Regions from separate parts of the Homo sapiens genome. Here regions 2, 3, 4, 5, 6 and 7 are each linked to region 1. The links are chromatin loops, found by intact Hi-C in ENCODE. Cell type or tissue: mammary epithelial cell. All regions are shown on one strand. Region 1 holds the start of RXFP3 (relaxin family peptide receptor 3). Region 2 overlaps ADAMTS12 (ADAM metallopeptidase with thrombospondin type 1 motif 12). Region 3 has its middle 30 kb from the start of TARS1. Region 4 overlaps ADAMTS12 (ADAM metallopeptidase with thrombospondin type 1 motif 12). Region 5 overlaps ADAMTS12 (ADAM metallopeptidase with thrombospondin type 1 motif 12). Region 6 overlaps ADAMTS12 (ADAM metallopeptidase with thrombospondin type 1 motif 12). Region 7 overlaps TARS1-DT (TARS1 divergent transcript).

Region 1 (4,000 bases):
GTCTAGCACAAAGTCGGTGTTAAGATTAACCAACATGTTCAAATCAGAATTGCTCCATTTCCCATTAGGTTATGTTCAAGCCAGGCTGTGTACCCACCCTATGCTAGTTTCTATTGCTATTATAACACATGGGCAGAAATGTTGTGGCTTAAAAGAAGGTACATTTATTCTCTCACAGTTCTGGAGATCAGAGATTCAAAATCAGTTTCACTAGAGTAAAGCCAAGATGTCAGAAGAGCTGTTTCCTTCTTGAGGCTTTAGGAGAGAATCCATCTTTTTGCTTAGTTAAGCTTCTAGTGGCTGCAAAGTTCCTTTGGCTGTATAAAGTAACATCCAAGGGCTTGGGAAATGGGATGTGGACATATTTGTGTGTGGGGGGAGGCATTATTCAGCCTACCACCCACCCCTGTGTTGAAAAACAATATGGAAGACTTAGATCCAAATTGGAAAATGGAGCATAGATCAAGAGACATCACTTAAGAGTCAAGACTATGTTTTAGACCGGGTGTGGCTCCTTCCTAGTGGTGAGATTCTTGGTAAATACCTTCATTTCTTCAAGCCTCCTCCGCAAAATGCTGGACCAAAGCAGGTGATTTCTTCCCTTCTATGATCATGGGCTCCCAATGGTTACATGCTAGAGTATGATTTTATGCTGTCCTCATGGCTTCGCATGGCCCACATGGCTTCAGGAACACAAAAGAAGCCCAGAAAAAGGTTTCAAGATCCCATACCCTGCCACTGTGAATGAGAGACAGTTTCTTGATGCTGATTTTCCTCCAGGCCCCCATCACAGCCTGGTTTCAATTTTGGTAAGAAGAGGAACAGAAAAACAGACCACATATGTAACATAACAAGCTCTGCACCCTTCCTCCTTTATGGTTTCTTTAAATACCAACATAGAGTACCCCCTCCCAAAAAACCTAAAACTGGAATATCCCATCAAGGTATAACTATTTATTACCTACCCACCCCTTAAAAAAAAAGGGAAATAATAAAAGAGGTAAAATTATTGTCCACTTATCTGGCATGAATCATTACATTCTAGATAACTTAGTCATGCACAAAACTAAACAAAAAATATAGTTTTAGACACTAGTAGATTGCACACTCATCTAGATTAAGAATTCCAGAGACGCTCAAAATAGAGGACTTATGTCTTTCAGCCTATCTCAGTGCCTGGCAAGAGTAAGTGGCCAATGAATGTGAGATGAATTGAATCAGGCCCCTATAATTTTTTCATAAAGTATGAATATGTACATGTGATTTGGAGCAGACCAAGTAGATATATTCCTGGGTGTGCCTAGAAGCACTGAGAAGCTGTGTATGTGTTAGATGGAGGTCATTGGTGTGAACATACCAAAAATTTAACAGCAGAGAGCTTTCAGGGTATGCCCCAGCTTTTCTTGTGTTTCAACAGCCCCTTGAAATATTAGAAAAGAGAAATAGAGACATAGATGAAGAGAGAGAGAAAATTGATGGAGAAATAACCAGTTAAAAATAAAGTCAAAACTGAGTGTGAAAGTGAGGCTACTAAAACCAGGATAATAGTCATCCATAGAAATAACCTGTGCTTTGGGAGGAATCCTCAGGGCAGGGGTGATCTCCAGGTAAGAACTGATCAAAGGAGATGTTTGTGTTTGGCTAGGTTTTTACTAAAGCCCTTACTCCCTCTAGTGGGAAGACGGAGCTGTGCAGCATCCGTAGCAAGGTGTGTGCTCTTCAGGGCTAAAAGTCCTTTGGAATCAAGATTGTTTCTTGTTTCTTTTTTTTTCTTTTTTCCTTTTTCTCTTTCTTTTCTTTTCTTTCTTTCTTTCTTTCTTTCTTTCTTTCTTTCTTTCTTTCTTTTTCGTTTTTCTCTTTCTTTCTTTTTCTGTTTCTTATCTCCTCAGCTTGAAGGTTGCATCCTCTTTATCTCCTTAAGTAAAGCTGGGAGTTCTGTAGTACTCCAGGAGTGAGGACAATTATGCTTAAGAAACTTTGGTTTCAGTTTAGTCCCAGACCAAGAGGAAAACATTTCAAAATTTTAAAGTAAATCCTAAAAGTGTAATTTACACCAGAGCGATTGACCTGGCATTTATGTAGACTGAAGCTTGAGAAGTAATTCAAGTGGTTTCCACTCATTCCCTTGGAAGAGTCCTTAGAATGTACTTCCATTGGTCTGAAAAACGCCTGAAAAAGAGTCCTGATGCTAACAGTAATGGAAATAGGAGGGCTGGTGGTTCACGATCAGCCCAGTGGTATCCTCTATTCTATTTGCATCTAGGTAAAGAGACTGTGGCCTGTATGTGATCAAACAATTTGTTGAAGCGCTTTGGGCTTAGGGCATTTAATTTCTGTGAAGTAGGACCATCAGTTGTTTGCTCTGTTTTTGTGTCACCTCTCAGAATACATTAAAGTAGGGGCAACCCTTGAGCCCAGACTTCTGCCATGTGAAGACCCTTTGAAAATCCTGACAAACACAGGTACTGCGTAAGTGGTCAGCTAATTAAAGAGGGGAGGTGGAGCTGTCCTTTGTGTATCCAATAAGTACCCATTATCTCATTTGAGCATGAAAAGAGGCCACTGTTATTACTTTCAAGAAGGAAAGTAAGCAGGATAGCTCATATTTTTAGAACAATTCCTCACCAAATGGAATAATTCCGGTGAAAAGTGGGAGTGAGGAAGAAAGAAAAAAAAAACTTCTAATCATAATGTTTGGGAATAAGAAAGGAAGAAGAAACTCACGTCAAAGCCGACTTTCTCCTGCAGCTGTAAAATAAACTCTTAAGACCCTTCCTGCTGAAACTCTGGAGAGGAAAACTGGAGTGGCGGGTGGGCTTTGCCTGCAGCTCAACTCTCCCTCGCGGCGCGGGCGCGGCTGGGTTCAGCACCTCGGAAAGCGCCCCTCGCGGCGCCCCGGGATTACGCATGCTCCTTGGGGCCCGCCGCCTTGGCCGTGCAAGTGCCACCGTAACTGGTGAGAGCCGCTGGCAACCCACCCGGAGTTGACAACCGCGGAGAGACGCAGACACCCACTGACCTCCAGGAAGCTGAGCGTGGTGGATGGAACTCTACGATCTCTTTCTCTCCAAGGACGGAAACCTCATCCAAGCAGTCCCAGAGGAAACGGATAAAGGTATTTGAAAGGGAGCGAGCGGCCCCAAATCGCACAATTGAGCGGCTGGGGGAGTTATGCGCCAGTGCCCCAGTGACCGCGGGACACGGAGAGGGGAAGTCTGCGTTGTACATAAGGACCTAGGGACTCCGAGCTTGGCCTGAGAACCCTTGGACGCCGAGTGCTTGCCTTACGGGCTGCACTCCTCAACTCTGCTCCAAAGCAGCCGCTGAGCTCAACTCCTGCGTCCAGGGCGTTCGCTGCGCGCCAGGACGCGCTTAGTACCCAGTTCCTGGGCTCTCTCTTCAGTAGCTGCTTTGAAAGCTCCCACGCACGTCCCGCAGGCTAGCCTGGCAACAAAACTGGGGTAAACCGTGTTATCTTAGGTCTTGTCCCCCAGAACATGACCTAGAGGTACCTGCGCATGCAGATGGCCGATGCAGCCACGATAGCCACCATGAATAAGGCAGCAGGCGGGGACAAGCTAGCAGAACTCTTCAGTCTGGTCCCGGACCTTCTGGAGGCGGCCAACACGAGTGGTAACGCGTCGCTGCAGCTTCCGGACTTGTGGTGGGAGCTGGGGCTGGAGTTGCCGGACGGCGCGCCGCCAGGACATCCCCCGGGCAGCGGCGGGGCAGAGAGCGCGGACACAGAGGCCCGGGTGCGGATTCTCATCAGCGTGGTGTACTGGGTGGTGTGCGCCCTGGGGTTGGCGGGCAACCTGCTGGTTCTCTACCTGATGAAGAGCATGCAGGGCTGGCGCAAGTCCTCTATCAACCTCTTCGTCACCAACCTGGCGCTGACGGACTTTCAGTTTGTGCTCACCCTGCCCTTCTGGGCGGTGGAGAACGCTCTTGACTTCAAATGGCCCTTCGGCAAGGCCATGTGTAAGATCGTGTCCATGGT
Region 2 (4,000 bases), 190 kb before region 1:
CTCCTCCTGCCTCCACCCAAGGCAGATGGCAGCACAGGAATGATGAAGGGAAAACTCAAAGCTACTTATTCATTGCCCTGCAGAGTTGTGGGAAATGCCAGAGAGCTTAGATAGTGAACACATCAAGTAACATTTATTTAGTATTAAGACTTTCTGTCCTACAAAAGAACCATCTATCAGGTGAAACTGATCCTTTGCTCATATTGTTCCAAAGGCACCCTCCCACCTTAGAATGCCTCCCACAGTGCTCTTGGCTGTTCTAGTTCAGTTCTGCAGCCTCTGCCACTGTGACAGGATGGGCTCAGCACAGAGCATCCTGGAGGAGATAAGACAAGCAGATGTTGTGTTTCCTGGAGAGCCGTCTCCTTATTGGGGCATGGAAACCCAGACACCTGAAGTGATGAAGGAACATACCAAAAGACTATCCAGTGCTGAGGAAATGCAAAGAAGAAGATTATTTGCATGAAGGCTGGTTAATGAAAAAAGGCTTTAAAAAAAAACTGAGTATCTCAGAGCTACAGAGAAATTGTGCTGAGGCCTCTGGCACTCTGAGTACCTAAAGTGTTGGTCTCGAATTTTATTAAGCAAACAAAACTAATAGGGTTATTATTTTATCTCCCTATACATTCATGCATTAAGCATTTCCCCAAATTTTCACCAACAGTCTTTTCATCCCTCTCGTTAGTAAAATCTTGAAGCACTTTATCAATCCTCCCACCAGTTCTTACGGCAGATAATAATAATAACATATATGCACATGCCACCCCTCCAAAAAACAGAAGAAAAAATAAAAAACAAATATAGAGCAATAATTAAAATGTTCGCTATCTCATAGCAAAGCAAAGCACAAACTACTGTGAAGCCACCTCTATTCACAAGGCAATCAAGTAATCAAGAAATTCAAGACAAGACTCAGGCAGGTTGTGTCAAGAAGTGTTTGTGTTAGCCAATTCCAATAGTACCATCTACTGAGTACATGTTAAACTCAATGTGGAGTATGGTGGTCACTTAGAATCTTCAACTCACTGGATTTCCATGAAATCAGAACAAAATTATAAATATCCCCCAAGTTTATAACTTTGTTCTGATTTATCAGATTGGTGATCTGACAAGCTAATAAATTCCAAGGAGCTAGTGTTAATGGTATTATACCATTTACATTTATTTATATTAGAGCATGTAATTTTTAAAAAGCATCTCACAATTTCCGAATGTCTTAAATAAGAAGTTTACTTGAGGCTTTGATTTCGTGCAATAGACAAGATATTCTTAAACATCCTCCAGTATTAAGCCCCTAACAATAGTAAAACATGAAAGAAAGAAGAAATCCTCAGAGGCCAAAAGTAGAAAAAAATTAAGCAAAACAATTCAGGGAGAAAAGTAAAAGATGCAGCATGATGATGTTCTTTATGTGTCAACATGGTTAGGCTGCAGTCCCCGTTATTCAATCAAACACTAATCTGGGTGTTGCTAGGAAGGCATTTTGTAGATGTGATTAAAGCCTATAATCAGTTGGCTGTTAGTAAGGAAAATTACTCTTCATAATGTAGCAGGCCTGATTTAATCAGTCGAAAAGCAGAACTGGGTCTAGAGCAGAGCTGAGGCTTTCCAGAAGAAGAAATGTTGTCTTTTTTGAGCACAGCTGTTTCAGCCTGTGCCCAAGAGTTCTAACCTGCCCTTTTGGATGGCCTGCCCATGAATTTGGGACTTGCCTAGCCAGCCCCCACTACTGCATGAGCCAATTTCTTGCAATGAATTTCTTAATATATATTTCCTACTGGTTGTTCTTATCTGATTGAACCCCTGACTGGCACATGGCACTGGTAGCTCATCTGGGATATGTGCTGCTCCCTATTTTTGCTCCGGGGAAAAAAGACATTAGGACTCATAGGGTTAAAAGTCAGTCTAGGGACTAAGCGAAAAAGGAAAACAGAAAACAAGCAAACAAAGTAAGTAAAGTAAGCAAATAAAGTGGGCCTTGACTCTGGGTCCAGGGGAGACAACTATTCATTGAGAATCTATAGCCACAAGCCATAGATTTAGGGCCCATAGATTAGGGCCCTAATTCACAACAGGATATGTGTGACTTTAACATTAAACATAATGAGATACCACTTCATATTCACCAGACTAACTACATGTAAAAGTGAGAATGCCAAGTACTAGATATAATATGGGAAAATGGGAACTCTCATTCACTGTTCTTGAACAATTTTGCATTATCTGTTAAAGTCATAGATGTATTTATCTTATTGGTTACTAATTTCATTCCACTACTGGGTGGAATGAACCCAGTACTGGGAATATCTATGAACCTGTGTACTAGGAAATATGGACAAGAAGGTTCTTTTCAACATAATGTATAATAGTCCAAGCCTGAAAGCAGTTCAGATCTACTCAAAGGAGATTGGATCGAGTGTGAAAGATTCATGAGATGGAAAAACTACAGAAGAGAAAATGAATGAATTATAGCTACATGTCCTAGCAACCCAATATTGAGTAGCAAAAGGTATAAAACATGCATTAAGATTCCAAATCTCTTGTTAGTCTTACTATATATTATAAAGATAAAACCAGGACTAGATCTCTACTTACTCATGTCCTATATCCAAGCTGTCAGTGCTTCAGACAAAGAGGTATATTCTATTTACAATTCTACCCAAAGAACCTAGGAAAAACCTGGCGCAAAGAAGATACCTAATGGATATTTGTTGAATGAATGAATAAATTTTGAACACAAGCATGTATGCCAGGAGCCAGACCCTGTTTTTCTAGCCTAGAGTTCTAATGCATGAAATCCCAGACTCTGACCTTACCTGCCAGGACCCTTTTCTGCCATAGATGACCCAGTATCTGTTCTCATCTGATTGATCTGACCAGTGTTAATTCTTCTTCCCCAGATTTCTGGAACAAAAGTTCCCACAGAGACTTCCACCTAACACCACTCAAATCCCAGTGTGATCATGTTCTCACCAAAAAGCCTTAGAGAAAGGAGCTTGTCATCGTTGATAAAATGAGGTTTTGAAATTTCCCCTGGATTTAATTCAGGGAAGCTTTATTTTCCCACTGTTTACCATAGATTCTAGAAAGTCGATCTTAGAGGAAACAAGAATTGCAGCAGGGCTTAGCAAACATAAGGCTTAGAAAAGCAAACAAAACTAGCATAACAACTTAAGAAAACATAGTTAAAATTGAGAAAATCAAAAACAAAATAGCATCACATTAAAGGCCTGGAAAACAGAAATTAAGTCATATTGTGACATTTGGGCACCTTTCTATGTGGGAAATAAAAATGAGTGAAAGGACAGATTTTAGGAGAAATGAATTGATATCCTTTCTCTCTTGAAGCACTAGGGTACTTTTAAATTACATCTTTCTTCAATATCTAGAGTGTTCCTCTTTGAACGTTACAAAAGCAAAATGCTCCATATATGGTAAAGGTGATCTTTTTTTCATATAATCACAGTAATTCAGTCTGGCAACATCAACTGACCTAAGCATGAAATGTACTTTAATGTTGGTTAATGACACCACCACTGTCAGTTAATTCTGTTCTCTCTGCAGGGCAATATGGTATAAGAACACTGCAATGACCTGGTTCAGCAAGGCCAAGAACATTTCATTACACCAAGATTTAAAAATTTTAAACGTCATGTGTAGTTTAAGAATATTCACAAGCACATTAGCAATTCTTGGATCTCTAGCTACTGTTTAAACAGTAACTATGCATTACACATATTGTCTGAGGAAGAGAGATGATCACACACAGTTGATACTTCAATATTTGGAAAAGGCATGTTTCTTTTTTCTTTCCATGAGTGACATATATATTAGACACTAATATACTCTAGTTTCATCTTCTTGGCTATGAAATACTCTTTGTCAGTTCCTTTTTGATGACTTACTGAATTCCTACTTTGCATTGAACCCTCTGTTACACACTGACTGGGGAGGGAATACCTATTCTAATAGGGCTTGTGAGAATTATTGATGAAACAAG
Region 3 (4,000 bases), 460 kb before region 1:
GCCTCCCAAGTAGGTGGGACTAAAGACATGTGCCACCATGCCTGGCTGATGTTTGTATTTTCTATAGAGATGGTTTCATCATGTTGCCCAGGCTGGTATCAAACTCCTGGATAAAAGAGACCCACCTGCCTCAGTCTCCCAAAGTGCTGGGATTACAGGTGTGAGCCACCACGCCCAGCCTAAAAAGCAACATCTTGTCAGTGCTATAATCTCAAATAGCTTGTTTGCAAGGTGTGATGGTTAATACTAAGTGTCAACTTGATTGGATTAAAGGATGCCTTTATTGTTTCTGGGTGTGTCTGTGAGGGTGTTGCCAGAGAGATTGACATTTGAGTCAGTGGCCTGGGAGAGGCAGACACACCCTCTGTGTGCGTGGGCACCATCCAGTCGGCTGCCAGTGCAGCTAGAACAAAGCGGGTGGAAGAAAGTGGGATTAAGTTGGCTTGCTGAGTCTTCTGGCTTTCATCTTTCTCCTGTGCTGGATGATTCCTGCCCTTGGACATCAGACTCCAGGTTCTTCAGCTTTTGGACTCTTGGACTTATACCCGTGGTTTGCCAGGGGCCTTCTGGCCTTTGGCCATTGACTGGAGATGGCACTGTCGGCTTCCCTGCTTTTGAGGCTTGGACTCGGACTGAACCACTACTGGCTTCCTTGCTCCTTAGCTTGCAGACAGCCTATCGTGGGACTTCACCGTGTGCTTGTGTGAGTCAATTCTTACTAAATTTCCTTTCATATATACATATATCCTATTCTGTCTCTCTGGAGAACCCTGACTAATACACAAGGGTCACTTCAAAGAGAAGCTAATTTGCATAGATTAATTTTCACTTTAATAAAGGAGCTAAGATCTTTAATCATAGAGGGCTTTTCTTTTGAAACTTTATAATTAAGCCTTGCTTCTGAACAGCTTTAAAATTAACTTTTGTGATAGAGTTGTAATTTTTATGTGTCTGAAAGAAACTTAATTTTATACTTAAACCAGACTCAACATTTAGAGAAGCTTTATAAATCTTTCAAAACTTGGGATAAAAAAGTGTAATAAAGACATAGTTTAGTGGGACTGGAAATCAAAGGTTTCTCTTGATCTAACTAACACCTACTTAGCTTAGTCCTCACTTCTAGTGGAATCATTAGAGGGCCACTGTCTTGATGGGAGGGTTCTTGTGTGGGGTTTTTTTTTTTTTTTTTTTTGAGACAGGGTCTTGCTCTGTCACCAAAGCTGGAGAGCAGTGGCACAGTCAGGGCGCACTGCTGCTTTAAACTCCCGGATTCAAGTGGTCCTCCCACGGCAGCCTCCCGTGTAGCTGGGACTACAGGTGCATGCCACCACACTTGGCTAATTTTTTTTTTGTTTTATTTTTTGTAGAGATGAGGTTCCTACTATGTTGCCCAGGCTGGTCTCAAACTCGTGGGTTCAAGCAGTCTTGCTGCCTCAGCCCCACAAAGTGCTGTGATTACAGGTGAGAGCTACCACACCCAGGACCACTCTCTAAGAGCTACTATAATTGTGGGTTTACGCCATCTAAGTTCTTATCTGTAATTTTGTTTTCCTCCCTTTCCTGGACAGTGGAGACTGATCTGCTTACAGTTCTTCATGCATCAGTTCTGGCATATAACTTGAAGATTTGAAAGAACCCAATTGCTAAGCTTTCTTGAGCATCTAGTCTATTGTGAGTTATATGGTCTTGATAATTAAATAAACAGGAACAATTTGAGAACAATAATACCTGCAACTGCCACGTGACAAAATCTGTAAAGATAGATTTTGCGAAGTAGAGAGGTAAAACTCAAACCAGATGGTGAAAAAAGTGATGACCAGGGCAGGAAATTTGAGAAACAAGATTAAGGCTTGCCAGAAATACAGCAGTGATGTTAAGAAGGTATAAGGGTAAAGGGTGAAGTTACCTCAAATGATGGGCTGAGTTCAGAATCTTGTGTACTTCATGAATCTTGCTTCAGTTCCTCACCTTTACTACAGCGATAGACACCTGCACCTTATCTCAGGCCCCCTGCACTGTGACTACTAGACAAATGCTTCTCAAATTACAATGGCCATATGAATCACCAGGAGATGGCGTTAAAATGCAGGCTGATTCTGTAGGTCTGGGCTGGATTGGAGACACTGTATTAACAAGCTCCCAGTTGATGTTGAGAAACACACTTTGAATAGAAGGCCGTCATTCCCACTCTGACTGTCCTTATTCTGTTCTGCCTAAAAAAAAAATAAAAAATAAAAAATAGGGAAAAAAGGCTTATAAGGAAACCAACTTTTTGTCCTTTTGACCTCCATCTCTCTTCCTCTTGCTGAGGCAACCACTTTCAGACACACCAGTGTATATCTCTTTTCCTATTTCTAAATACTATTGCAATCTCATTATTTTTAATAGCGATGCCCAGGCCACAGTGTGGTGGCTCATAGCTCACTGCAGCGTCAAACTCCTTAGCTCAAGCAGTCCTCCTGCCTCAGCCTCCCAAGTAGCTGGGACTACAGGTATATACCACCATGCCTGGCTAATTTTTTTGACTTTTTATTTATAGAGATGGGATCTCACTGCGTTGCCCAGGCTAGTCTTGAACTCCTGGCCTCAAATGATCTTCCCACTTCAGCCCCCAACATAGTTGAGATTGCAGGAGTGAGCCACTATGCCTGATTGTTGCTGTCTCTTTTTTCATTACTCTTAGAACCCCTCTCTTGACTTCCTGTTTCAGAAAATGAGGAATTTATTTCACAATCTATTTCTTCCCTCCATCCTTATGATGTCATATCTCAATTTTTTGTGAAATCCATATTAGGTGCCTTTGTTATTATGACCATAAATATTATGCTCTAATAAGCCACGTAGTATTGTATTCTATGATTACTTTTTTTTAAAGTACTTTTCTGTATGAGTTATTGGAGTTAATAATCATTCTTTTCTTTTAAAATGTTTTCTTTAGGCCAGGCATGGTGGCTCGTGTCTGTAATCCCAGCACTTTGGGAGACCAAAGTGGGTGGATCACTTGAGGCCAGGAGTTCAAGACCAGCCTGGCCAACGTGGTGATTCCTCGTCTCTACGCAAAATATAAAAATTAGCCAGGCCATGGTGGCGCATGTCTGTAACCCCAGCTACTTGGGAGGCTGAGGCAGGAGAATCGCTTGGACCTAGGAGGCAGAAGTTGCAGTGAGCCGAGATTGTGCCACTTCACTCCAGCCTGGGTGACAGAGTGAGACCCTGTCTCAAAAATAAAAAATAAAAAATGTTTTCTTTGGCTGGGTGTAATGGTTCACTTCTGTAATCCCAGCACCTTGGGAGGCCACGGTGGGCAAATTGCATGAGCTCAGGAGTTCGAGACCAGCCTGGGCAACATGGCAAAACCCCGTCTCTACCAAAAATATAAAAAATTAGCCGGGCATGGTAGCATGCACCTGTAGTCCCAGCTATTCAGGAGACTGAGGTGAGAGGATTGCTTGGAACCAGGAGGTGGAGGTGGCAATGAGCTGAGATCATGCCTCTGTACTCCAGCCTGGGCGCAAGACCCTGTTTGAAAAATAAATAAATAATACAGTAAAATGTTTTCTTTGTGGCTGGGTACAGTGGCTCATGCCTATAATCCCAGAACTTTGGGAGGCTGAAGGAGGAGGATTGCTTGAGGCTAGGAGTTCAAGACCAGCCTTGGCAACACAATGACTTTTTTTCTTAACATTTGGAAGAAATTGCCCCCATTTTCCTCTGCCTTCCTGTGTTTTTATGAGGAAGCCGTTTTTATTTTCATACCTTTGTATGCCACCAGTCATTTTTTTTCTCTGAAAGATTTAGATGTCTTTTCTTGGGCCTAATATTCTAAAATTTCATGACTGTGTCAGTCTTTTGCCTTCCGTCGTGGTGAGCAGTCTTCATTCTGGAGACCTGGATCTTTCAGTTCTAAATACTTTTGTATTTAGTCTTTGGTGGTTTCCTTCCCTACCTTGTTCTCTCCTTAATGGGCCTTCTATTATTTAGGTGTTCTATTTTAAGGGAT
Region 4 (4,000 bases), 350 kb before region 1:
CAGTCCTCTGAAAAAGCATTAAGATGTTGGCAATTAGTAAATTCTACATGACAAGAATTATTAACAGTTTTGGATGCGGCCAACACATTTTTGGTAAACAGATTTAATAGGCCAGTCACAATACTCCATTCAGCCTTATTTTGACAACACTGTAATTCACAGAAACCTAGGTTGCAGTGGACTAATAAGGCAGGCCAACCAAATGCCGTGATTATACTCTCCCAGGAATAGCAAAAAGAATGTATGGCTTATCACTGATGTGTGTACATACATCTGTGCATGAATCAGTAATACACCCATATTTGTATGTAGGTATATTTCTTTGCATGCATATCTTTATCCTTCCTTTCCTTTTTTCTTTTTCTTTTCTGGATCCCATCTCTCCCACTGGATGGAAGTTCTTACCATCTAGGGACCATATTTTCTGTTTCTTTTTTTTTTTTTAATTTCACCTAGATGCCCAAGAGAACATCCTGTACAGATTCAGAAGGTAAATAAACCTAAACTGTGACATAAGCTAATAAAAGGGAGTCTTGGAAATAAGGTTTCATCAAAGCTGCTGTATTTAAATGAGTGTTTTGCTTTCAAATAGGTATCTTCAGAGATGGTATCTTTGCTTACACAAATTTTAGAATTTTTCTTTCAGAGCAGGTGAAAAGCAATCTGTCACATATTTATCATCAAATATTTTTTAAACACAAAGATTTTGATCACATTATTCATTTATCCATCAGGCCCCATTCTAATTGACTTTCTGTGGCATTCTCCTGAATCAGATATTCTCCATTTTCTCCTGAGTCCTCACAGGAGTTCCTAAAATATCCTGAGCAATGGTGGCATTATTGTTATTATTATTATTTTGAGACAGGGTCTCACTTTCTCACCTAGGCTGGAGTACAGTGGCATGATATCAGCTCACTACAGCCTCGATCTCCCAGTCTCAAGCGATCCTCCTGCCTCAGCCACCCAAGTAGCTGGGACTACAGGCATGTGCCACCATGACTGGCTAATTGTATTTTTCATAGAGATGGTGTTTCATCATGTTGCTTGGGCTGGTCTCAAACTCCTAAGCTCAAGTGATCCTCCTTCCTCGGCCTCCTAAAGTGCTGGGATTACAGGTGCCTGTCCAGTGGTAGCATTATCATGGAAGCATACGGCTTCTCAAGGAAGCTCGTAAGATAAAGTCAGCATCCATCTCTAAACTCTGGCCTGTTAATTTTTAAAAAACATGTATTTTCTAGTTATTCTTAGGTTGTTCACTGAACTGCACATAGAGAAGCAGAGCTGAGGCCCTTGGAGACTTTGGGGCCTTCCACTAATAACTGGGAACATGACAATGCCTGATGAAACCAGATTCCAAAGTGACCCAAAGAAAATTAAAGCCTGAGAGAGCTTTTCATAACCTTCCAGCTTACTGATTTCCAATTATAGTCAGATAATTAGATCAAATTAATTTTGGGAAAATGCAACATTTATCTGAACTTGTGTGTCTGATAATAGATGTTAGAAACCTTGGTCTGGTTTGGACTTGACACATGGTGAATAGATGGATAATTTGAGGGGATTTTTCTCAGTGTCAAGCGACACTCTTTTGGTTTGGGTTAACTACAGTGATGTGCAGTCAATGTTTTATAAACCACTTTTGGGGTGTGTGGGAGGTCCCTTATCTGCTACCAGTGGTTTAACAATGGGCCTGGCCAAGCTTCTGATGATTTATTAACTAGTCTTTGTGATCCTGTACTGGGAGTGGGGGGTCTACCTCACCCCTGTCAGATAGTAAGCTGACCATTGAGCAAGTGGGAGCAAGATCCCCTATGAATGGAAAATAAGTAGTGGACACAGGAAAGGCAGGAGACAGGCCAGGGGTGATGAACACTGGCTATTTTGCAATTTTACCTAGGGTCACTTTGGATTGGATAATGAGAAGGAAGGCAGGGGCTGATGAAGCTTGAATAATGCCAGTTTCCCCGCCGAGCCCTGAGCTCACCTCACTCCAGTTGCCCACTGTCCAGTCCGAGGGGCACAGGATGTCTCTGTTGCAGGAAAGGAGGGTCTTGGGCTTCAGCAGGTGCTGGCAGTCTGTGGGCGGGAGAGCCTGCTCGTCAGAGACCATGGTCTGGATGCACAGCACGGTTCGCTTCTTCTCCCCGTGGGGCCCGCATGTCGCCGAGCATGCTTCCCACTCCCCTGCCCACCACCTGCAGGCAAACATGGATATGTGAGAGAAGATCGCCAACTTACGCATATGTTCCATTCAACCACTGAGAAAGCAGGGGCAGAAATGCAGATCACAGGGCTGGAAGGGCCATGGAGACACTCCAACCCACTAGGGGGCGTGCTGCAGACAGGGCCACCGTGTCTTCAATCATAGCTCCGTAGCTCTGCAGGGCGCCTGGCATGAGCTGTTGCTAAATACGCATGTTTTTGAATGAGAAAAAAATATATATGCATGCCCTCTCTTTTCAGGAAGAAAACTGAGGTCCAGGGTTCTGCTGTGCAACTTTAAGCAAGTTTAAGCCTCGCTTTCTCATTATTCAATGGGTGTGAAAATATATTTTCTTTATATGAGTGTTGTGTTGTACATGAAATGAAAGACCAATTCATGTAATGTGCATAGTACAGAGCCTGACATATAACAAGAACTCAAGCATTTGTTATGATTTATTGTTATTTTGACCATGCTATTGAATAAAAGAGTCCAATTAGACTCTAGGTCTCCTGGCTCTTAATTGAATGTAAAGTAGCTACTTAAACATAAATTTTTAAATTATTTAGGAGGCGATCAATCAGGGATATTGCCTTTATTTTTTTCCCTATCTCCTGCAGTCTACTTGTTAATATTCTCACTGGTCCCTTTGATAAGAAATGAGTAGAAAAAGAATAAACATAAATAAAATCGTTTTTTACTCAATAATCTAGGATGTGGGCCCACTGGTTACATAAAAGTAGCTTTTGAAAATGGCAGGGAGCCATCTCTTGTCCATCTTCTCCATTATTGTGCAAATCTTCCCCAACACCGAAGACAGATTGAGTGTCTTCACCCAGTGTGGTTTGTGTCCATTATTTTTCCTGTGTACAGCCCGCTTGTCCATCCCTTCATATAGTAACAAGTGGGGCACTTCTATTTTTCATGGGAAAATAGTACACTGGGGGAAGTCCTTCATTCCTGACTTCAGGAAAGCCTCCTGACTTGAGACAGCATTGAATTTTGGTAATTTTGAAGATAAAACTTTTTACTTTTATTTTTATTTACTAAATATTAGATTTATTTATGTAGAATTTCTTTTGATTGTGACACTTTTAATCTCAAGTTAAAAATATCAGAAGAAAGCAATTCCTCAATTCAATCATATTCTTCATTTAATAAGTAATTGAGATTACTTATTTATTCTTTGGTGTTTAACATCAGTGGATAAAGAGCTAATAATATTGGAACAGTATGATGTGAAACCAAATAAGTGCCCCACTGTATTAATCTAATTACTTTGTCCTGCCTCTGACTTTTCTAAAGGAGGGCAGGCCAAGGGAATATATAAAATGCCATTCTGAAAAGGTCTTAATCTGAGTTGGTTGAAAGCCTAATTTATCTAAGTACTTGCTACAGGGCTTTCAGCTGTATTACTGCAAAGTGATAATAGACGTTCTTGTTTTCTCTTCTTGGAGTTTTCTCTACAGTCCCTTAGGGGACATATTGCCTGTGATTTTGCTATAGTCTGAATGTGTTCCCCAAAACATATGTGTTAGAAACTTAATCCTCAATATAACAGTGTTGGGAGGTGGGATCTGATGGGAGGTGTTTAGATCGTGAGGGCTTTACCATCATGAATGGATTAAGGCCACTTGGAAAAGGATTTGGGAGTGGTTTACTCCCTCTCACTCTTCTGTATGAGGACATGAACGTTTGTCCTCTGTTGCCCTTCCTCCTTCAGCCTTATGAGGATGCAGCAAGAAGACCCCCGCCAGATCAAATGAACCTCCAATCTTGGCCATCCAATCTCCA
Region 5 (4,000 bases), 290 kb before region 1:
GGGTGAGGATTTTTGTATCAACTTTACCTTCTCTGTTAAGTTTGCTTGTTCTGTCTAAGCACAGTTATTTACTTTCCCCTTTAAGTTTTTTCTGTTTCATTTTGAATTTATCTCACTGTATTAAAATTTTTATGCCTGCCTCCTCCACCATGAGCTCCTCGAGGGCAGAGACTTTGTCTTATTAATTTTTGAGTGTTTATATTTTCTTCTTATTCTGTACATAGCACAGAATCTGGCAGGGATTCAGCGAGACTTGCCTCGTCAATATGTGTGTGTTAACACAGATACTTTTGCATTATAAGGGATGAGTTCAGAGAGTAGACAATTTCCAAATCACGAAGGACTGCCTCAAAAGGAGGTGGAACTTTATCCTGTGGTCAGCGGGGACCCTAACAGCAGAGTAGACCACGGTTACATTGTGTTTTTAAAAAATAACTTGAGCAACAATTTGAATAGGAGGGAGACTAGGTAGGAGATAATTACGATAGCAAGGAAAGATGATGAGAGACTGAATTGAGGCAGTGACAGTGGTAATGAAGAAGATAGAACAGAGCTACAGATTCTTCAGAAGGTACGGTGTCAAATCCTGAATTATTATTTGGACGTTGAAAATAAACAAGAAGAATGAATTGGTGAATAAATCCTACTTCTAACTTGGGAGCTGCTGGTACTCTTCAGCCAGATGTGAAATTCAAGAAAGGGAGCAATTTTAGGGATTAAGTTGGTTGCTATGGAGTCTGCAGGTGTGAATCACTGTGAATCCTGAAAATCACTATGGAGCTGTGTCAAACACCACCCAGTTGCAATGGAATATAGGCTTCGTAGAATACCAAGGTGGCAATGTCAAGGCATGTGATTCCAGCTTAATTGTTTTCCCTTACAGACACACCTTGCCTTAAATATAAAGCTTCTATTTCTGTGTCTGGATGTTCAGTTATTTCCAAATATTGTCCTGGCCCTTCCTTCAGCATGCTGGAGATCTGAAGCCCTGCATATAGCCACCAAGAGGTACACTTACTTCTACTTCCTGGCAGAAGGTAGCATTGGGTCCATATTGTAGCTGGCACTGGTGGTGAACATCATAGATCACTCCGGGGGCAATGACCTTGGACTTCAAGCCTTTCTTTTTAGGTATGTCATCAAGACAGAACCCCCAGCCTCGGCTGAAAACAAGTTAACAGAAATGAGAGGAGTTGTTTAGGATTCCCTTTACCTTCAGCCTTTCATTCAACAGAAACTTCCCTCTGGTTTACTCTTTGTCCTTTAAGACAACTTTATTTTTTACAAGGCAGAGAACTCTCTAGGCCCATCATGGGAGTTATTAAAGAAAATGCAAATCATATCCCACAACATAAGCTTAGTTTATCTAGAAAATACAAGCCATGGTAAAATTAGAAAATCATTATCCTACTCTCAATGAGGTTTGAATGACCACTCTTATCTCTGTTGGGTGTTCCTGCCAGTTCCCAAGGACTTAATTCATAATTGGCTCATAGAAAGCTATTTTGGGGCAGGAGCAATCTGGGATGGGACAGGATGCTCACCTGCCTGTGACAAGAGGGCAGAGCCCATCTAGACCTCAGGATCAGAATGCAGAAGTGAAATCCGCCCCTTCTGATGCCACCCTGACATGGTGGCCTGTGGGATGGAATCCAGCCTTTTCCAGGCATCAGCTTCTCTGTGTAAAACTCAATGCAGCTTCCAATTTAAAGAGACCCAGGTGAGGGCGTCATGAGACACTGTCACTTACTCCAAGAAGCGGGTGATGTACTCCTCGCTGCACTTGGACCATGTCAGCGGAGTGGGATCGTACTGGAGCTGGCGGGACATGATGTACGGATGTCTGCCCACAGGCTCACAGTCATTTTCTTTCCCATCATGCTGGATGCCGAAGCTGGCAGGGAAGAACCAAGCACAAGAAGAGCCAGCAGGCAGGCATTAAACAGGAAGAAAAACCATAGTTTCCCTAAGAGCGTAATAACTCACAGACAGCCACGTTTGTACAGAAGGCAACTGTTTGCAAAGTGAGACTTTGAAGTCGGAGGGGCATAGCTAATTTTCAAATGAAAAAGGACAGGGAGCATTGTAGGCATGCTTTACCTCAAATATGCATCCATGGGAGTCATGCAGCTAATTCAGAAACTTCTGCTTGGCAGAAGGCTAAGAGCTCTGTCTGGCTTTCTTTCTATGAATCAGGAGTCAGGAAGGCAAATCCTGCCCCCAGCTATTTGCTTTCTCCTGCTGCAGCAACCACAGTGCACAGCACAAAAGAACAAAACCTTCCTTCTCCCTTTTCATCAGAATTTAAGAGACAGCATGAAAGGAGAAGCCTCTGGGAGACTTTGTCAAAGCCTACAAGCTTTGAGGGATCAATGTCTTTCTACTATTGCTACAGGAGTCCTCCTAATTCAGTGTTAACAGCAGGATTTTTAAGACAGATGATCTGTATTTGAACTCCAGCCTTGCCACTTAAATGACCTGTAAATCATTAAAACTTGCCTCATTTTCTTCTCCTAGAAGATGGGGTAGTCATCCTAGTGCTACAATGAGATCTGAATAGAATAAAGTTTGAAAACAATTTAACAGGGTACCTGGCAGATAATAAGGGCTTCACCAAGGATAGAATTTTTTTAAAAAAACATTCTTGTTTTCTTTTTATCATGATCTAGCTTATTTTCCTTTTCCATATGAAAAAGTTTAGACTTTGAGATTTGTCAACAATCATATAGCTTGTTAGTGGTAAAACTAGGTTTCAGACACAGATCTTTGGCTCCTAACACAGTACTCTTGTCCATGTGTCACTTGGTCTGTTCCCTGACCTTCCATTGCCAGGGCTGACCCAGTGAAGCAGCCTTTAAGGGCCTTGAAAAGCTTAACCATCCACCATGGCACGAGGGTGCCTAGGGAAGAAGACAATTCAGAAGCCTTTGTTTATAAGCCACGTTCTCAAGATCACCCAAAGACGTTTTCTGAGATTCCCAGAACTCTCTCCACTGGGGTGGACTTTGAGACACTAGACATTTAAACCTGGAGACATTGGCTTAAATTTCTAAATCTGTATGACCTTTTACTCTTTGTAGTGAAATTCAACTCGTCTGACTGGGAAGCTCATATCCAACTTTAATGAAACCTTCTGATCAGTATTAGCAACTCTTGCTGAGAAGAGTCTTTGGGGGATTTGGAGATTTTCTTGTGTTTTCATGCATTATGGTATTATCAATGTACTTAACAAACTCTAATCACATTCCACATGAATATAAAACTCACAAAGGAGTCAGAGAATCAATGTACAAAGCTCTTACCACACACCCACAAAGAATGTGGTTCAACGAAAGCTTCCTTCTGAGCAGGTTTTCCCTAGCCTGCTACAAATCCAGCCCCACCCAGAGCATGAGGTACTCTACAAGTTTGACTGTTCAGTAGTTAAAATCCTAAACTGCAAGCAAGGTTCTAAAAACCTACATGAATAATGATCTTCTTATCTGTGGATATGTCGATACACCAAGCCATATAATCTAGGGCCCTCACAAATGGATTTTTAAGTTTTCTCTCAAAATAAAAGTAAAATTATTCACTTGGGTGATAGCACAAGTTACTTTCTCTTTTGCATTATACACAATCAGTGATGAAACAAACAAGTGTGCAAAAAACAAAGGGATATCTTTGTTATTAAACTATGATGGGTGTCTTCTTGGGATATTGTTTTAATATATTTTTCTCCTTATGGTCTGTCCCAGGCCATTTCGTTGATCTCGCCAATGTTTCTTAGTTTGATCCACAGCTAATTAGAATTATACAACTAAAAAAGAAGTACCTGAGAGGCACCTTAACAGTTTTTTTCTATTCTTTATTTTTATAAGTTTGGGGGATACATGTGCAGGTCTTTTACATAGATACATTGCATAACACTGAGGTTTGGGCTTCTAGTGTACCTATCACCCAAATGGTGAACGTTGTACCCAGTAGGTAACTTTTCAACTCATTCTCCTCCCACTCTCCC
Region 6 (4,000 bases), 320 kb before region 1:
CGTAAACAAAGTTTAAAAGACAAGGCAAAGACTAGAACAGAGACTTGCAACATTTTTGGTTCATATTGCCCTTCATGTTTCAGTCATTTTTCTTGTGGCCTCTATGCAAAATAAAACATTTAACAGTTCCATTCATTAAATAATTCAGTCTTAATAAAGATTTATGGTCCAACAACTTAGTAGCCATCTGAAAAAATAATACATATAAATTGAAAAACAGGCCAGGCATGGTGGCTCATGCCTGTAATTGCAGCACTTTGGGAGGCCAAAGTGGGCGGATCACCTGAGGTCAGGAGCTCGAGACCCGCCTGACCAACATGGAGAAACCCCGTCTCTACTAAAAATACAAAATTAGCCAGGCATGGTGGCGCATGCCTGTAATCCCAGCTACTCGGGAGGCTGAGACAAGAGAGAATCACTTGAACCTGGGAGGTGGAGGTTGCGGTGAGCCGAGATTGAGCCATTGTGCTCCAGCCTGTTCAACAAGAATGAAACTCTGTCTCAAACAAACGAACAACAACAGCAACAACAAAAAAGAAAAACAAAATAGTATTTTTGTTTCATTTTAAATTGACTTGATGAGGTGTGTGCCTCTATTGGATACTGTACAACTTTTCAAATCTTGGAATGAGACACCATATTTCCGGTTTCACATCGATTTTCAGGAGGTACTTGATTTTTTAATCACAGCAACCACTGAAAAACCAGTTTCACAAACATAGAATGTCATTGAAAAGAATGTAGTATGACCTAACCTTGAACTACCTCGAGCAGGTAGTAGACACATGATGTCCAAGAAATGTTAACTCCTGCTGTGTTTCCCTTTAACATTTCATTGTTTCCCTGGAAAATTTAAAATATTCCACGGCACCCTATGAGTTCACAGATTTACTCCTATGATATGGAGACTGTATGACCTAGGCATTTTACTTTTAGGTAGACATATTAAAGAAGCCCAAATACGGAGGTAATGAGGGAATAATCATAAGGCATTCATTACAGAATTGCAGAAATATTTATAGCTGCAAAATAGTAGCATGTATAAATAAATCATGATATATTCACGGAACGGAATAGTACACAACCCTTAAAATAAATGTATGAGAGACTGGGCACAGTGGCTCATGCCTGTAATTCCAGCACTTTGGGAGGCTGAGGCAGGTGGATCACTTGAGGTTGGGAGTTTGAGACCAGCCTGGCCAACATGGTGAAACCCTGTCTCTACTAAAAATACAAAAATTAGCTGGATGTGATGGTGCATGCCTGTAATCTCAGCTACTCAGGAGGCTGAGGCAAGAGATCGCTCGAACCCAGAGGTAGAAGTTTCAGTGAGCCAAGATCGTGCCATCCCACTCCAGCCTGGGTGACAGAAAAAAAAAGTACTAGAGCTACTTTAATCAATGTGGATTTACCTCAAAAGCATAATGTTGAGGGAAAAAAAAGACAAAGCATGGTATAGTGCATATGATACTATTTGCAGAAAGCTTAAATGCCTGAGAAACAATCCTATATAATGTGTATGGCTATACATATGCATAGTAAAAGTATTTAACCATATACATGAGAATAATAAACACTAGTTTCACGACCCTAGTTAACCCTGGGGAAAAAGTGAAGGAAGTGGATGTGGAATGCGCTTCTTGATTGTAGCTGTGGGACTTTTTTTTTTTTTGTCTTTAATAGTAAAGATTGAAACAAAATGGTAAGAGCAATAAAGCTGAGTGGTTAGTACAAAGGAATTTGTTACTACATTCTCTATTTTGCTAATATGTTTGAAATGTTTCTCAGTAAAACGAAAATAACACAATAATTAAAAAAATAAAATGATTGCTGCCACCTATTTGTAACCCATTTACTATGGAAATCAATTTGGCAATAAGTTAATATTATCTGGTAATTTGGTATAAGTCAATTATCAGAATATTTATATTCTTTGAACCTAGAAATTTCACACAGAAATTAAAACTGAGGAGACCATTTTTTTACACAGGTCCCTAAATGCTCATCAGAAGAACAGCAATAAGGAATTGGTTAAGGAAATTTTACTTTATCTTTTCAGCAAATTAAATGCATCCTTAAAATTGATAGCTATGAAGATTATCTAACACATGAAAAAGTATCCGTATTGTGATAAGTGAAAATATGTGTGTAATGTACATAAATGCATCCATATACACACACCTATATACATCTATGATTAGAAAAAAATGCACTGAAAGGAAAGAAAAGCAAAGTAGCAAAAGTGCATGTGTTAGAGTGGTGACAATTTTTCATGTTTCAGTAATGTGTTTAACTTACTTTTACAGTGTAGAAAGTTTTAGCCTAAATAAAATAAAAATCCATCACTGAATGATTCAGTGTTTCAGGCAACCTTCCAATGTTACATTTAGCAATGTGTGTCCTGTGTGAATAATAGCATTTCATTCTCTATGTTTGAGAGTATTACAGTAGATATGCTGCTGTCTTTCTCCTTTGCCAGAGTAAGATTCGCCCTCACTCAAACAAACAGTGTGGCTGAAGTTCAGGTGAGCATGTGAGCATTGTGATCTTTCCCATTAAGGCTTAGTAATCAGAGTGACATTTACCTAGGTAGGTGGAAGTGCTGCTGAAGGCTTAGGCTGTAACAAAACCAAATGTCTGATTTACATCTGGTGAGAATGTCCAATTTCCTAGCTGACTTCAGATGTCTTTTTATGATCACTGCACACATCAGCCACTTATCTCTTGATTCCTGATGTTCTGAAATATTGTGTGTGTGATGCAAAGGGTCCATTCTATCTTGAAACAGAAGTGAGTGGAGGATGTTCTCTTGTTTCTTTCAGGAGTCCCTGCCATCAGCACTGGCTGTTTCATTCCATGGTGCCCTGAGACAAATGACTTAGAGCTTAAACTTGTACTTCATAGAAAGATGAGAACAAAGGGGATGACAAATCAACAAAGTATTTATATCTATAGTCACAATGACTTCATTTTCCTCCTGTTGCTCCTCAAGGGAAATTTTTTTCACCCACTTATTTTCTGCTTAAATTGCCTTCACCTAACTCCAAGCCCAGTCCCCGACCCTGAGCAGTGGTGGGCAGTATGTTTGGAAATGCTAGAGGCAGTGGTAGGAATGGCAGGACTGACTCTCCTATCAACACCACTCATGGCTGCTGCCACAGACTGCACCTTTGACCTTGATAGATTTCCAGAGGGTTAGTTAGCATTGTTAAATATCACATAATTTAATTTTATTCTTATGAATTCTAAAAGCTAACCTTGGCTTTCTGTGCTGAAATGGGGAAAGAAAGAAGTTGATAATACAAAAATTGTTTATAAGGTTGATGGTGCACAACTCTCAGGGGTGGGAAAGCCAGTGCAGGTGCTGCAGAGACCTGGTATGTGAGAGGGAAGCCTGTGGGAGAGTAGGCCATGGTCTTCTGCTCCATTCACTTGCTTCAGTTTTCTTCCCTTTTGCTACATCACCAATTCTGGCACATCACTCTGCAGCTGTCCTAGTTTTGCAGGTTGCAGTTACAGCCTAGAGGCAAGAAGTTTCAGAACAGACTTGGACGTGACCCAAAGGAGAAAGAGAGGTAGAGGCTTTTGCATATGGCAATATTACTAAAGCCCCCTAAATGAGTGATATAGCCCCAAGTATTCAGCAGGCCCTGACCCCTGCCTTCACAGGGCTTGGGAAAGTTCATCCAGCACTGCAGCAGAGATTCCATGCTCCTCAAATGTCCACGTACCCCTCCATAATTGCCAGCCTCCCTTTGCAGTTAGATGGTGCCCATGTGACTAACGCCAACCAACGAGATGTGAGTGGAAGTGACTTGCAGCACTTCCAGGCCAAGGCTGTCAACAGAGCCAGGGTGCCTCTCCCATCTTTCTTTCCTTACGGGGCAAGCTGGAAGCCATGTGTTTTGTATGTCTTATGTAGGAAATGAAGCAGAGTCTTCTAACCTGCTTCAGGCATACAGTGGGTTAAAAATCAACCTTCATTGTGTTGAATTACTAA
Region 7 (4,000 bases), 500 kb before region 1:
TTATTTAAAACAGATGAGAAGTATAGGGAGTCAGGATCCTACAAATAGTAATTGTGGGAAATCTGTAACCACATGTAGGCCAGGCAGGGTGAGGGTAGCCAGCATTTGCTGGAACCTAGAAGGGAAGTGTTCTGTAGTTATTGCTATGAGATCAGCAGTGACCTTTGGTTGTGAAACATCAGCAGCACAAGGCAACCTCCTCCTGGGAAGAGCCAGGGGTATACATGTCCTGATTTTGTTTTCTTCCCTCCCAACTCCTGCTGAGGGTCTCACTGGCTGGAAGCAACTGGAGGCCAATGGCCCAGCAGTCCATTGGTACAGGCCACACCTTTTCCCCTTCAACATCCTCTATAGCTTTTCATCCACATGAAAAGTGTGTGCCTCCAACACAAGGGACACATGAAGTCCCTTCAGAATGTGTATCATCATGGAGTGATCTTGATTCAATCATATTCCCTCACGAGAAGTAAAAAGTTAGCCACTCCTAGTATTCTTTATATATGATACATATATAAGGAAAAGTTGGGGGAGTGGAAAAAAAAGTAACAAAAAACATAACTTCTACAGGCCATACTTCTTTCTGGTCATGAGGGCTAATTTAGCAATCATAGCACTAGCACCAGCTCCATGGATGCACAACCTGGGGAGTCACACAGGACTCAATACTTAGAAGCGCGCTCTACACTTAGTTGCTGCTCCACTGTGCCTATTAAATAGATTGAAATTAACAAGGAGCCCTACATTTTTATTTTGCATTGGGTTCTGCAAATTATGTAGCTAATATTGTATAACTCTGTTCTTCTAGCACCTATTCAAGTTACCCTTAGCCTTTGTCAGGACCTCGCTAGACTGGGTTCTTTACCTAGAAGGATAGCCCAAACCTTCCTTCCTTCCTTGTCTTTGTTGGGTTCCCAGAGTTTTCCAACAGCAGAATATTAGACAAGGAAGTACTAAAAAATGTCTCAACGAATCTCCTGGGTTCTTGACAAAACTCTCCTTTATGTAGAAGAAACCCATTTGTCCTCTTGTAATCAGGATCAATCACTCTGGCCAGAAAAACAATCCCAATTCTGCCTGTGAGTGTAGCAGTACGTGAAGCCCCACATAGGGTGTACTCTTAGGCCAGTTGATCAGAACCATGACTATGCCCCTGATAGAAGCATTCTTCCCTCAGGGATTAGTTTCTTCAAAATCATCCAGCCCAAGGTTGTAGGAACCAGAAGCAAAAATTATTCAAATGAGTAATTAAGGATTGATAATGAAGAAGACTCTTTTGCCCCAAACCCATAGAGAGATGGTTATGTACAAACTTCTATTATTTGTAACATTATTTGTAGCATATCACATAATTTTGCTTCACTTCTCAAGGCAGAGCTATTGACAGCCACTTTCCTAAAAAGTATGTAGGAGGCCAGTGTGGTGGTTCACACCTATAATCCCAGCATGAGAGGCCAAGGTGAGAGGATCATTTGAGGCCAGGAGTTTGAGACTAGCTGGGCAACAAAGCAAGACCTTGTCTCTAAAAAATAAAATAAAATAAAAAAAATAAAATAATGTAAAAAATTTTTAAAGCATGTAGGGTAGTTGGTGATATGGTTTGGCTGTGTCCCCACCCAAAATCTCATCTTGAATTGTAATCACCATAATCCCCATGTGTCAAGGGTGGGACCAGGTGTAGGTAATTGCATCACGGGGCAGTTTCCCCCATGCTGTTCTCCTGATAACGAGTGAGTCTCATGAGATCGGATGGTTTTATAAGTGTCTGACATTTCCCCTGCTGGCACTCATTTTCTCTCCTGCTGCTCTGTGAAGAGGTACCTTCTGCCATGATTGGAAATTTCCTAATGCTTCCCCAGCCATGCAGAACTGTGAGTCAATTCAACTTCTTTCCTTTATAAATTACCCAGTCTCAGGTATTTCTTCATAGCAGAGAACGGGTTAATACAGTGGGCATAAATTATAACACTGGGAGTAAATCAGAAGTTTTTTTTTGTTGGCAAATACACAAAAGTTGTATAACAGTGTTTTGTGCTTTAGGTCTGAGATGTGTTGGACGCTCCCGTGATCTTTGCTTAGCTCTAAACACATAGTGAAAGAACACCTTCCTAACACCAGAGGGCACTGTGCCACAGGGATACCTCTGCGAGGTTCCCACACTAGCAACTCATTACATTCTTCCCCTATGTTCCTGCACCACAGTCAACCTGTTAGAAATGCCTTCTGCACCTGTTGTTTCCTGACTTTTTAATGATCACCATTCTAACTGGTGTCAGATGGTATCTCATTGTGGTTTCGATTTGCATTTCTCTGATGGCAAGTGATGATGAGCATTTTTTCATGTGTCTGTTGGCTGCAAAAATGTCTTCTTTTAAGAAGTGTCTGTTCATATCCTTCGCCCATTTGTTGATGGGGTTGTTTTCTTCTTGTAAATTTGTTTGAGTTCTTTGTAGATTCTGGATATTAGCCCTTTGCCAGATGAGTAGATTGCAAAAATTTTCTCCCATTCTGTAGGTTGCCTGTTCACTCTGATGGTAGTTTCTTTTGCTGTGCAGAAGCTCTTTAGTTTAATGAGATCCCATTTGTCAATTTTGGCTTTTGTTGCCATTGCTTTTGGTGTTTTTAGACATGAAGTCCTTGCCCATGCCTATGTCCTAAATGGTATTGCCTAGGTTTTCTTCTAGGGTTTTTATGGTTTTAGGTCTAATATTTAAGTCTTTAATCCATCTTGAATTAATTGTTGTATAAGGTGTAAGGAAGGGATCCAGTTTCAGCTTTCTACATATGGCTAGCCAGTTTTCCCAGCACCATTTGTTAAATAGGAAATCCTTTCCCCATTTCTTGTTTTTGTCAGGTTTGTCAAAGATCAGGTGCTGGAGAGGACGTGGAGAAACAGGAACACTTTTATACTGCTGGTGGGACTGTAAACTAGTTCAACCATTGTGGAAGACAGTGTGGCGATTCCTCAGGGATCTAGAACTAGAAATACCATTTGACCCAGCCATCCCATTACTGGGTATATACTCAAAGGATTATAAATCATGCTGCTATAAAGACACATGCACACGTATGTTTATTGCAGCACTATTCACAATAGCAAAGACTTGGAACCAACCCAAATGTCCAACAATGATAGACTGGATTAAGAAAATATGGCACATATACACCATGGAATACTATGCAGCCATAAAAAATGATGAGTTCATGTCCTTTGTAGGGACATGGATGAAGCTGGAAACCATCATTCTCAGCAAACTATCATAAGGACAAAAAACCAAACACCGCATGTCCTCACTCATAGGTGGGAATTGAACAATGGGAACACCTGGACACTGGAAGGGGAACATCACACACCGGGGCCTGTTGTGGGGTTGGGGGACGGGGGAGGGATAGCATTAGGAGATATAACTAATGTAAATGACGAGTTAATGGGTGCAGCACACCAACATGGCACATGTATACATATGTAACAAACCTGCACGTTGTGCACATGTACCCTAGAACTTAAAGTATAATAAAAATATATTTAAAAAAAGAAACGCCTTCTGCTTTTTCTTTTTGCCATACTTAAATGAGGACTGTTTTTAAAGTTGAAAGAGAACAAAGAGTTAAGAGAAGCTGCTAGAAACAATGTTATATAGCAGTTAAATATAATTGTTAGCCTATCATTTTCTGCATCCAGCAAATTCAGGAATCTTGATCTCTCTGGTTTTCATTATACTTAGTTAAAATTAAGATACAATTCAGGCAAATGTGTCTAATGAGCATAATTAAATTGTTTTACATTAAAAGGTAAGATTAGATCCTATTGATTCTCATTCTAATTTAAATGTGGGGAGTTAGTTTGGTCTATTTAAGCCTATTAAAATTGTACATAACTCCTGGAATATCAAGCACTACTAATAATCTACTCTCATCATAAACTTTCTTCTAGATCTAGTTAGTAAAGGGGTTTTGACTTCTTTTATAATACAAATAAAGAGGTAATTTTCCAAACCTTGCT

The links. Hi-C counts contacts between places; a loop is a spot of excess contacts. Peaks named below come from ENCODE experiments on the same cell type or tissue, not always from the same donor. Only the 100,000 strongest peaks of a DNase experiment are listed, where the experiment ranks them.
Region 2: it touches region 1 in a loop (3-fold over the local background); 4 of 110 quality-filtered maps call a loop at or near these places.
Region 3: it touches region 1 in a loop (8-fold over the local background); 30 of 110 quality-filtered maps call a loop at or near these places.
Region 4: a loop joins it to region 1, with 19 times the contacts of the local background. A loop is called at or near these places in 16 of 110 quality-filtered maps.
Region 5: it touches region 1 in a loop (2.6-fold over the local background); 3 of 110 quality-filtered maps call a loop at or near these places.
Region 6: it touches region 1 in a loop (3-fold over the local background); 4 of 110 quality-filtered maps call a loop at or near these places.
Region 7: a loop joins it to region 1, with 12 times the contacts of the local background. A loop is called at or near these places in 78 of 110 quality-filtered maps.

Annotation. Positions count from the first base shown.
Region 1 is chr5:33,933,223-33,937,222 of GRCh38, forward strand. RXFP3 (relaxin family peptide receptor 3) reads left to right here and starts at 3,164. Exons shown (of 1, transcript NM_016568.3): 1 at 3,164-4,000. The coding sequence starts at 3,519. In mammary epithelial cell, CTCF peaks have their summits at 1,678 (motif pointing left) and 2,892; DNase peaks (open chromatin) are centred at 1,649 and 2,929; H3K4me3 peaks cover 467 bases; H3K27me3 peaks cover 1,051 bases.
Region 2 is chr5:33,745,257-33,749,256 of GRCh38, forward strand. The region is part of intron 3 of ADAMTS12 (ADAM metallopeptidase with thrombospondin type 1 motif 12); the gene reads right to left. Among named protein-coding and RNA genes, the nearest start is that of ADAMTS12, 140 kb to the right of the region's middle. In mammary epithelial cell, no CTCF peak of the experiment used is centred here; no DNase peak of the experiment used is centred here.
Region 3 is chr5:33,468,680-33,472,679 of GRCh38, forward strand. No RefSeq gene overlaps it. Among named protein-coding and RNA genes, the nearest start is that of TARS1, 30 kb to the left of the region's middle. In mammary epithelial cell, a CTCF peak has its summit at 2,074 (motif pointing right); no DNase peak of the experiment used is centred here.
Region 4 is chr5:33,586,612-33,590,611 of GRCh38, forward strand. ADAMTS12 (ADAM metallopeptidase with thrombospondin type 1 motif 12) reads right to left here. Exons shown (of 24, transcript NM_030955.4): 18 at 1,988-2,198. Among named protein-coding and RNA genes, the nearest start is that of TARS1, 150 kb to the left of the region's middle. RefSeq lists a silencer at 2,245-2,294. In mammary epithelial cell, a CTCF peak has its summit at 2,330 (motif pointing right); no DNase peak of the experiment used is centred here.
Region 5 is chr5:33,647,804-33,651,803 of GRCh38, forward strand. It overlaps ADAMTS12 (ADAM metallopeptidase with thrombospondin type 1 motif 12), which reads right to left. Exons shown (of 24, transcript NM_030955.4): 8 at 1,751-1,894; 9 at 1,019-1,163. Among named protein-coding and RNA genes, the nearest start is that of TARS1, 210 kb to the left of the region's middle. In mammary epithelial cell, no CTCF peak of the experiment used is centred here; DNase peaks (open chromatin) are centred at 2,208 and 3,348; H3K27ac peaks cover 1,624 bases.
Region 6 is chr5:33,609,679-33,613,678 of GRCh38, forward strand. All of the region lies in intron 16 of ADAMTS12 (ADAM metallopeptidase with thrombospondin type 1 motif 12), which reads right to left. Among named protein-coding and RNA genes, the nearest start is that of TARS1, 170 kb to the left of the region's middle. RefSeq lists an enhancer at 2,462-3,661. In mammary epithelial cell, no CTCF peak of the experiment used is centred here; a DNase peak (open chromatin) is centred at 2,433; H3K27ac peaks cover 309 bases.
Region 7 is chr5:33,433,951-33,437,950 of GRCh38, forward strand. The region is part of intron 1 of TARS1-DT (TARS1 divergent transcript); the gene reads right to left. Among named protein-coding and RNA genes, the nearest start is that of TARS1-DT, 4.7 kb to the right of the region's middle. RefSeq lists a silencer at 2,027-2,076. In mammary epithelial cell, a CTCF peak has its summit at 2,116 (motif pointing right); a DNase peak (open chromatin) is centred at 2,121.